3 separate regions of the Homo sapiens genome follow, and regions 1 and 2 are each linked to region 3. The links are chromatin contacts, found by Hi-C or POLR2A ChIA-PET in ENCODE. All regions are on one chromosome and are shown on one strand. The core of a region is the stretch at or near the end of the contact, and the rest is flanking DNA. Distances in the headings are between cores, read along the strand shown. Region 1 holds the start of ADCY3 (adenylate cyclase 3). Region 2 holds the start of KLHL29 (kelch like family member 29). Region 3 holds the start of ATAD2B (ATPase family AAA domain containing 2B).

Evidence for each region. A loop is a pair of places that touch in the nucleus more often than their neighbours do. ChIA-PET counts read pairs that join two places held with the same protein, here RNA polymerase II (POLR2A). Pooled maps may share reads with other maps.
Region 1: a pooled map shows a loop between it and region 3 (10-fold over the local background). The contact joins the promoter of ADCY3 here to the promoter of ATAD2B in region 3. A Hi-C loop is called at or near these places in 6 of 50 pooled maps. POLR2A ChIA-PET finds 5 or more read pairs at or near these places in 2 of 52 experiments (activated CD4-positive, alpha-beta T cell and activated CD8-positive, alpha-beta memory T cell).
Region 2: a map of ascending aorta shows a loop between it and region 3 (3-fold over the local background). The contact joins the promoter of KLHL29 here to the promoter of ATAD2B in region 3. A Hi-C loop is called at or near these places in 4 of 168 maps with a recorded cell type or tissue (ascending aorta, chondrocyte, naive thymus-derived CD4-positive, alpha-beta T cell and 1 more), 15 of 37 single-sample maps with no recorded cell type and 23 of 50 pooled maps. POLR2A ChIA-PET finds 5 or more read pairs at or near these places in 3 of 52 experiments (GM12878, HEK293T and activated CD4-positive, alpha-beta T cell).

What each region holds. Positions count from the first base shown.
Region 1 is chr2:24,918,929-24,921,628 of GRCh38, forward strand. ADCY3 (adenylate cyclase 3) reads right to left here and starts at 1,309. Exons shown (of 22, transcript NM_004036.5): 1 at 755-1,309; 2 at 1-256. The coding sequence starts at 59. It overlaps LOC124907742 (a long non-coding RNA gene), which reads left to right and starts at 1,416. Exons shown (of 2, transcript XR_007086246.1): 1 at 1,416-1,644; 2 at 2,070-2,530. RefSeq lists silencers at 694-1,423, 1,454-1,513, 1,554-1,763, 1,774-1,863.
Region 2 is chr2:23,383,763-23,386,462 of GRCh38, forward strand. KLHL29 (kelch like family member 29) reads left to right here and starts at 1,417. Exons shown (of 14, transcript NM_052920.2): 1 at 1,417-2,018. It overlaps LINC02923 (long intergenic non-protein coding RNA 2923), which reads right to left. Exons shown (of 6, transcript NR_187213.1): 1 at 1-2,700. RefSeq lists silencers at 1,154-1,503, 1,674-2,533.
Region 3 is chr2:23,925,831-23,928,530 of GRCh38, forward strand. It overlaps ATAD2B (ATPase family AAA domain containing 2B), which reads right to left and starts at 1,293. Exons shown (of 28, transcript NM_017552.4): 1 at 725-1,293. The coding sequence starts at 940. It also overlaps a transcript of UBXN2A not described here. RefSeq lists enhancers at 1-209, 308-1,226, 420-469, 1,227-2,143, 1,730-1,819 and silencers at 950-1,029, 1,230-1,559.

The DNA of each region.
Region 1 (2,700 bases), core at 59-2,558, 990 kb after region 3:
TACTCGGCTGAGTACTCGGCCGAGTATTCGGGCTCGGAGAAGCCCTGGTTCCTCGGCATACTGGCTGGTGTCTGCTACTGGCCCTAGAGAAGTGGACTGGGAACGGAGGAAGAGCTCTGGACTGGGCCTCCTCTCAGGGCTCTCTGAGACCGGGGGAGGGCTGAGGGCCTCTTCTTGTCTGGGGCGGAGGGGAGGCCACCTCCAGCAGGAACGCAGAGCGGGTTTCCAGAGCACAGGTAGCACTGATCAGCTAGAACTGAAAAGGGCATTGCTGAGTAGAAGCACCTCTTCCCTCCTACCTTGCGGTTTCCCCATGACCCGCCCTAACCCTCATAAAAGGATCTCTGCTGCAAGAGCCTCCCAACCCAGGGCCTTCCCTGCCACCCCCGGCTCACACCACCGCCCACCGCAGGCACACTTAGTCCTGTCCACGCCAGACACTCAATTTCCTGTCCCTGGCTTGTGGAAGGGCCTAGCCGCCTTTCCATCCCTGGTAACCGGTTTCTCTCTGTCATCTCTTCTTTCTCAGTCCCCGACTTCCTCACCTAAATTCCCTCCAGGCCCAGTCCTTAGAAGCTGTAAATAAAATGTGCCGGAAAGAAATCAGGACCATCGTGGGGGATTCCTGAGCCTTCCTTCTGTTTACTTCCTTTTTCCACCAAACCCTTGGAGGCTCGGGCTCCGATCCGGCCCCCTTCCCACGCTCGGGGCGCTGTCTTCCCCCCCGGAAGCCTGGCCCTGCCCCTGCGTTTACCTGTGCGGGAACTCGGCCACCGCGTGCTCCGGGACGGTCCCCGCGCGGGCTGGGGCGGGAGAGCTCGGCGCGCCCGAGGGCTGCTCCCCGCAGAGCCGCGCCGCCCCGGCAGCGCCTCGGGGCCCGGCCGGAGCGCGATCTCCCGCCGTCAGGCCCGGGATCCGACCGGGAGAGGCGCAGGGCTGCCCCTCAGCATCCGCGGGCGCCCGGCCGCAGGGGGAAGGAGGAGGCGGCGACGAGGGCTGGGAGATCCGTGGGCGCCGGCCCAGCGCGCCCGCCCTGGGGCTGAGGCTCAGGGGCAGGGGCCGTGCGGGGGCCGGCAGGCGCGGGCGGCGGCGAGCGCGGCTCTCCGGACCCCTCCCCTGCACCCGCGGCGGCGGCGGCTGCTAGGGGCGCGCGCGGGGCCCTCCCCGGCGGGAGCGCGGGCCGAGCCCGGGGAAGCCCGCCAGCATCCTCTCGCCCGCCCGCGCCGAGCCGAGCCAGCCGAGTCCGGGCTCGGCGTGCTGCACAGCTATTCCCCGCGCGGCGCCGGCGGCTCCGGGGCCACGCGCGCTCCAGGCCCCGGGAGGCGGGAGGCGGGAGGCGGGAGGCGGGCGGGGCGGCCCCTCCCTCGCCCCAGTCTCCGCCCTCTCGGCGGCGCGTTCCGGAGTGGGGCGGCGAGGGAGGCGCCGGGCGGCGGTCCCAGGACCCGCGCGGGCGAGAGGTGGAGGGGCCCGGGCGGCCCCCGATCCGGCGCGGGCGGCGGGCTGGGGCGATGGCTGCGTGGAAGCGCGGGCGCGGGCGCGGGCGTGGGCGGTGGGCGGTGGGCGGCAGGGCTGGGGCGAATCCACCCCTTCCAGCGAGGAGGCCCGGTCTAGGAGGATGGAAGCCCGGGACGCGCCCGCCCGCAGGTGAGGCGCGCTCGGGGCACCCCGCCGCCCCCTCCTCCGCCGCGGCTTCCTTCCGGGCCGGCAGAGGCCAGGGCTCAGGTTTGGGGACCGCTCCGCCGCGGGGCACGTGGGGCCTAAGTATCCCCGCCCACCCCGGGAGCCCAGACTCCGGAGCGCCGGGCCTGAGCTTTCCGCAGAGGGGCTCGGCAGCGGAGCCCTGTCCTGCTCCCAGGAGGCGGGTGGCGGTGGCCCGGTGGGCACTACACACGTGGAACTGGAAGAGTTCCTGAGACCCTGCTTCGAAGAGATTTCCCGTGCACATTCTACCCGTTTGAGATGTGTTTGAGTTCACAAACTGTCCCTTAAAGATGCGAATGCTCCTTTGAATAGTTAAACCTATCAGTCTCTTACACCATAGTATAAATTATTTTCCTTGCATTTGACAGAACACCGTGCTAAGATCAACTACAGGCTTTGGGAATTTAAATAAAGGAAGAGGAAAGAGATAGAATGTTTTGGGACAAAAGGGACAAAAGCATGTGTGGGAAGGTAAGTGCTGAGGACAGCCAGCAGCAATAGGGGGTCATCTCCCCTGGGGAGAGCTGAAGGAATGAACAGAGGGGAGAGAAACTTGGCTATCCAGACCCTGGATGGAGCTGCCACCCCATGCCCCTGAGAGTTATCCGCGGGCACCCCTTCCAGAACCTCAGGCATCACCTTGCATCCCTCGGGGAATGGATCCATTAGAGAATCGATCCTGCCACTGCTGTTTCTACCGTTCCCTCACACTCTGTCTGAAAAGGCGCCACCTTCAGCCCATACTTCGCAGGGCTTTGATTCCAAAGGTAGGGGACCTAACATCAGATATAGGAGTTTGGTAATTTAAATAAAGCAAAACTTTGCCCCATTGTTTTATTTTATTTCTATTTTTTATTTTTTCGAGACTGAGTCTCACTCTGTCACCCAGGCTGGAGTGCAGTGTTGTGATCTCAGCTCACTGCAACCTCCACCACCCAGGTTCACGCAATTCTCCTGCCTCAGCCTCCTGAATACCTGGGATTGCAGGCACACACCACC
Region 2 (2,700 bases), core at 167-2,666, 540 kb before region 3:
TGGGCCATTTCCCCGGCGTCCTCATTCCATTTCTGACAGTGCTCCTGCTACCCTCAGTAGATTATTATTATTTATTATTTATCAGCCACGACACTGTACTCTGCTTCCTACAAAATATTAAAGAAGACACAATCCGTGCGCTGAGTTTACAGCCAAGGAGAGCAGAGGCCTGGATCAGACATCACAGGGGGGGAGCTGAGAAGAAAATATTTACCGGCTCAGTCCTCCTTGGCCCTGGTAGATGGAGGCAAGGACTGGCAAAGCCCTCCCCAGGCCAGCTCCTCCCAGCTGGGCCCCCACAGCCAGCTCCCCACACTACCTACAGCACCCCAACTCCAATTTCTAGCAAGGCCTCAGGCCTCAGGCCTTTACCCGGGGGAGCGGAGGGAGGGTGGAGGATGAGGATTGGGCCCTCAGGCCTTTACATTCAGACAGGGGTGGAGGAGGAGGGCAGGTACAGATATTTCCTCTGAAACTCAAAACCAGGTAAAGGGGATGTAGGGGAGGAGGGAGAGGTCGGGGAATAAAAACCAGATTAGGAGAGCGGTCGGGGTGGAGAAGACTGTGCCCAGAGTGAAATATTCTAGCATAATGGAAAAGCCCTCATTGGGGGTCCCACACGCCTCTGGCCAAATCTCTTCTATTAGGGTTAGAAGTTAGGGTCTGTGTAGACAGCATGTGTAGACCGAGAGGTGGTGGGACTGAGAAGTCAGTGTAGACAGTGTGAGAGAGAGCGAGCTGTGGTGGGGGTGAGTAGTCGGTATAGACATCAAAGGCTGGTCAGGCTGTTAAACAGAGAAGGCTTCCTGGATTCCTAAGGGTCAGTATGAACAGAAAAGTCGCGCGCCCCAGGAGAGGCAGGGCTGACTCAGAAGGCTGGTGGACACTTTGCAGGGCTCTCCCTGGTCCTTCAGAGGTGTGGACAATTCCTGCTCCTTTCCAAGGCTGGAGTGTCATAAAGAGGGCGGAAGCTGAAAGACGATTGGACTTTTTCCTTCTCAAACTTTTCCGCCAGTTTCCTCAGGTGTTGAGAGCAGACGGGGAGCTCGCCTCAGTCCCGGGCCCCCAACCCTGGGCCAGCAAGGCCAGGAGGCCACGGCGGAGCAGCCCGTGCCACGCGCCGTGCGTCTGCCGGGCGCGGCCGCGGAGCCAGGCGAGCCGGGGGCCACCGCGGGGGGCGGGGGCGGCGGACGGACGGACCGACGGACACACCCGCGAGCACTCCAACCTCGGACCCGGCGCGCGGCAGCCGGGAATCCCTCGGGCCGGGGAAACTGCGCACGGGGCCCGGCCTGGCCGGGCCGGGCCAGAGGGCCCCGCCTCCCCCACCCGCCACCCCCGCCCACTCGGGCGCCCGTGATTGGCTCCGCCCGCCCCTGGCTGCGCGCCGAAGCCCGCCTCCCTCGCAGCTAAAGCAGACGGTACCCGGAGCGGAGCGAGCCAGAAGGGAGCATGGTCCCCGCGCCGCGGCCGCGCCAGCCCCCGCGCCGCCGCCGCCGTCCCCGCCACCGCGGATCTCGCCGCAGCTCCAGCCCCGGCCCCGGCTCCGCAGCGCCCGTCCGCAGCCCCGGCGGTCGCCGCGCTTGAGCGCAGCCCCCGCCCGGAGCCCGAGCCGCGAGCCCGGAGCCAGCCCCAGCCCCGCGGCCGCCGCGGCTGCGGGGAGAGGGCGGGGGCGATGCTGCCGGAGCCGCCGCCGCCGCCGCCGCCTCGATGAGAGCCGCGCCGCACCGCTCATAGCCGCACAGGCTGACAGGCAGGAGGACCGACTTCCCTCTCCCGGGCATCCTCCCTGGGCTGCCGGGAGGCGGCGGCGGCGGAGGAGGAGGAGGAACGAGGGGAGAAGGCGGAGAGCAGGAACGCGAGGAGGAGGACCTGGATCCGTTTCCTCCGGCCAGGACCCGAGCGGCCCCAGCCACCGCTACCCGCCGGCGCTGTCCGCTCTCCATCAGCCCTCCTGCGCCCACCCGCGACCCCGGGCTCTCTGCGCGTCGGGCCGGGGCCGGAGCCGCGCGCCGGAGGTAAGAGCCGGGCCGGGCTGGAGCGCCTCGGATGCGGCGCCGGAGGGAGACCCAGGTCCTGGCCGCCGCGTGGGGCCGGGCCGGGCCGGGCGTGGGAGCGGGGCCGGAACCCGGAACCCTGGGCTCGGCTTCGGCGGCGGCGGCGGCGACAGGAGCCTCCCGCGTCTGGACTCGCAGGCTGCAGGAGCCCTTGCGCCTGCGCTGCTCCAGGGGGAAAAAAAGGGGGGGAAAAAACTTCCTGCCCCCGGGTGTGTATGCACCGGGGCTGCCTGGGGCCACTGTCACGGTGTTCGGAGGTGCTGGAGGCTTGTGTGACCCCTGGCCGGAGCAGCCCCCCTGCTGGGCCCGGCGGCGCGCGCCCCTCTCCAGGCCACGTTCCCCTGAGCGGCCCAGGGCCCCGGCCGGGCAGGAGACCTGGAGGCGACGGAGGGCTGGCCCCCAGGGGCGGCCGCGCGCACTGTCCTTTGGGGAGGTGCGCGCCTCTGTGCAGCGAGAAGCCAGGTTGGGGTTTTCTGCCCCTCGCGTCCTCTGATCTCGCATTTGGGGACTGGGTCTCTTTACTCAATCCCAAGTAACTTTCGAGGTAGATGAGCTCGAAAACCGTCGGGAGGGAACCCGCACAGACCTTATTGTGACCCACCCCACCCCGACACACACACGCACACTTCCCTTGACACCTTGT
Region 3 (2,700 bases), core at 43-2,542:
CATGATGGTGCTGACTATCCGAAACATTCCACTTGTTTCTTTCGACGTGCTCCTTCTGTGACCTGAAAGCTCTGGTTCCTACTAGCACCTTGGTGAGCTAGCTGGCTGGTTCCCCAGCTATAATATCATGTTTGATCTCTCCTGCCTGGAGAGGCGATAGCGTTGATTTTGTTTTTAAAGTTGGTGTCAGAGCAGCTACAAACTTTTTTCAGCATCCCTGCCTGGCTGCCAACTGGAGCTCTCTGTTCACTTCCTCACCAACTTGAACCACCCCCAAACTGAGAGTAAGCTGGAGTTAGACAGCGGCAGGAACTGACACACTTTCAAGAAGGGTTTGACACCGCAGAAAACTTTCACTTCTCCAACCCTTCCACCCAGGGGCTCTGGCCCTTCGCTCTTGCTTCCCCGCTAGAATTCCCCTCTGGGGCAGGACAAGGACACGGACAGCAGATCGTTCGAATGACGCCGAAAGGGACCCCCAAAGCCCTCTCCCCTGGACTCAAGGGCTGTTCTTCACACAAAAGAGCCGGGCCAGCTTGAAAAGCAAAGGGGCCAGCGTCGCGGCCCTTCTCTGGGTGCCACCCTCCACCGCGCCCGCAGACCCTGTCTCCAGCCGCCCGAGCGGTCTCCACTGTAGGCTTCCTACCCCCAACCCGGCCAGACAAAGCCCCGGCAGCAGGGCCGGCACTTCCGAGCCTCCGGACTCGGGACGCCGCGCTCTTACCCTGGCCTCATCCAGAGTGACGCCGGCGCCACCGCTTCCCCCGGCTTTGGCGGCGGGGCAGCTGGCGGCGCGGGTCTTGGAGGAGCGGGTCCGAGAGGAGATGAAATGGCTGCTGCCTCCGGTCGCCCCAGGCTCTGCTCCGGCCCCAGGCCCAGGCCCGGGACCAGGAGACTTGGACCCGAGAAGGCGGAGAGAGCTCTTCCGGGTGTTCACCATGGTCCAGCCAGGGGGACGGAGTCCACGCCGCGCCCGGGAGAGCCGAGCAAGGCCGGCCCGCCGGCCGGTCAGTCAGGGCCAGCGGAGCCGAGCCGGGCAATGAGAGACGAGCCGGCCCGGAGCGTGCGGAGCGCAGACGAGCACAAGAGAGAGCCGGGCAGAGGAAGGGAAGTCGGCGTGAGCAGGCGGCGTGCGGGAAGCGGGGGCGGTGCTGCAGACCGGCAGCACAGACACTCCGCCGGCTTCGCCCTCCTCAGCGGGAGCCGAGCGGAGCCGCCATTTCTACCCCTTTCTCTCCCGTTCTCGCTCTCGAGCTCCGTGCGTCAAGGCTCCAGCGCCGCAGGGCCAACGAGACCGCTTCCGGCCGCAGCCACGGCGGGGCGCTGCGAAGCCGGCCAGCCCTTCCCGGCTGCTCGCTCCTCTCCCTGCCGCCTCCAGCTGCCCCGCCCCCGGCGCGGCGTCAGCGCTCGGCGGCCGGGGAGCGACGCTCTAGGCTGTCAGCTCGGTGGTTTCCAGCTCTCCCCGACCGCAGGGCTGGGGCGACCAGAAAAGCCAGACTAATCAGGACGAGTTCGGGCGTGGAATTGGGCCTGAAGCCCTCATGCCCAGCCAGGCCTGAATGCCCCAGACCCCACCGTCACCCCCGTGGCCTGGATGGAGCAGGGGACGGCCGGCGAAGGCGCGGGGTGGAAGGGGAGCGGCGACGAAGGCGCGAGGAGCTGACTGGGAATCCCCAAGCTACCCGAGGCAAGACACTGAACTTGAGTCGCACTTTTCATGCCTGTAGAAATGAGAATGACAGCTGTGATAAAAAAAAAATTCATCTGGGCGGTATCTGGAACTTGGTAAGCTTAAGAAGAGAAGGGGGGGGGGAAACACCATGCTAGAACTCTGCGTTTTTAAACAAAGCGAGGCAGGGTCGTTTTCTATCCCCTTAGCCAGATCTAAGGCGGAGCCAAAGAATGAGTACCCTGTAAGAGCCGCCTCTATCGCCGCCCCCTGCCCCCGGCCCGCTGAAGAATTAAGAATACAAAAAGCTGAACCCACAGATAAAGCATTTGCAATTTAACTTCCAAAGAAAAAAAAATTAAGCCACACAATTCATATGAAAAGCTCTGCTGTAGGCCGGGTGCGGTGGCTCAAGCCTGTAATCCCAGTACTTTGGGAGGCCGGGGTGGGTGGATCACCTGAGGTCAAGAGTTCTAGATCAGCCTTACCAACATGGTGAAACCCTGTCTCCACTAAAAATACAAAAAATCGATGGGTGTTGTGGTGGGCACCTGTAATCCCAGCTGCTCGGGAAGCTGAGGCATGAGAACCACTTGAACCCAGAAGATGGAGGTTGCAGTGAGCCGAAATCACGCCACTGCACTCCAGCCTGGATGACAGAGCCAGACCCTGTCTCAGAAAAAAAAAAAAGAAGAAAGAGAGAGAGAAAGGAAGAAAGAAAGGAAAGAAAGAAAGAAAAAGAAAGAAAGAAAAGCTCTGCTGTAAAGTAGGAATTAGGTTCATTTCAAAAATTCACAGTACAGGCCGGGCTTACGCCTGTAATCCCAGCACTTTGGGAGGCCAAGGCGGGCGGATCACTTGAGGTCAGGAGTTCGAGACCAACCTGGCCAACATGGTGAAACCCCCTCTCTACTAAAAATACAAAAAATTAGCCAGGTGTCGTGGTGCATGCCTGTAATCCCAGCTACTTGAGAGGCTGAGGCAGGAGAATCGCTTGAACCCGGGAGGCAGAGATTGCAGTAAGCCAAGAT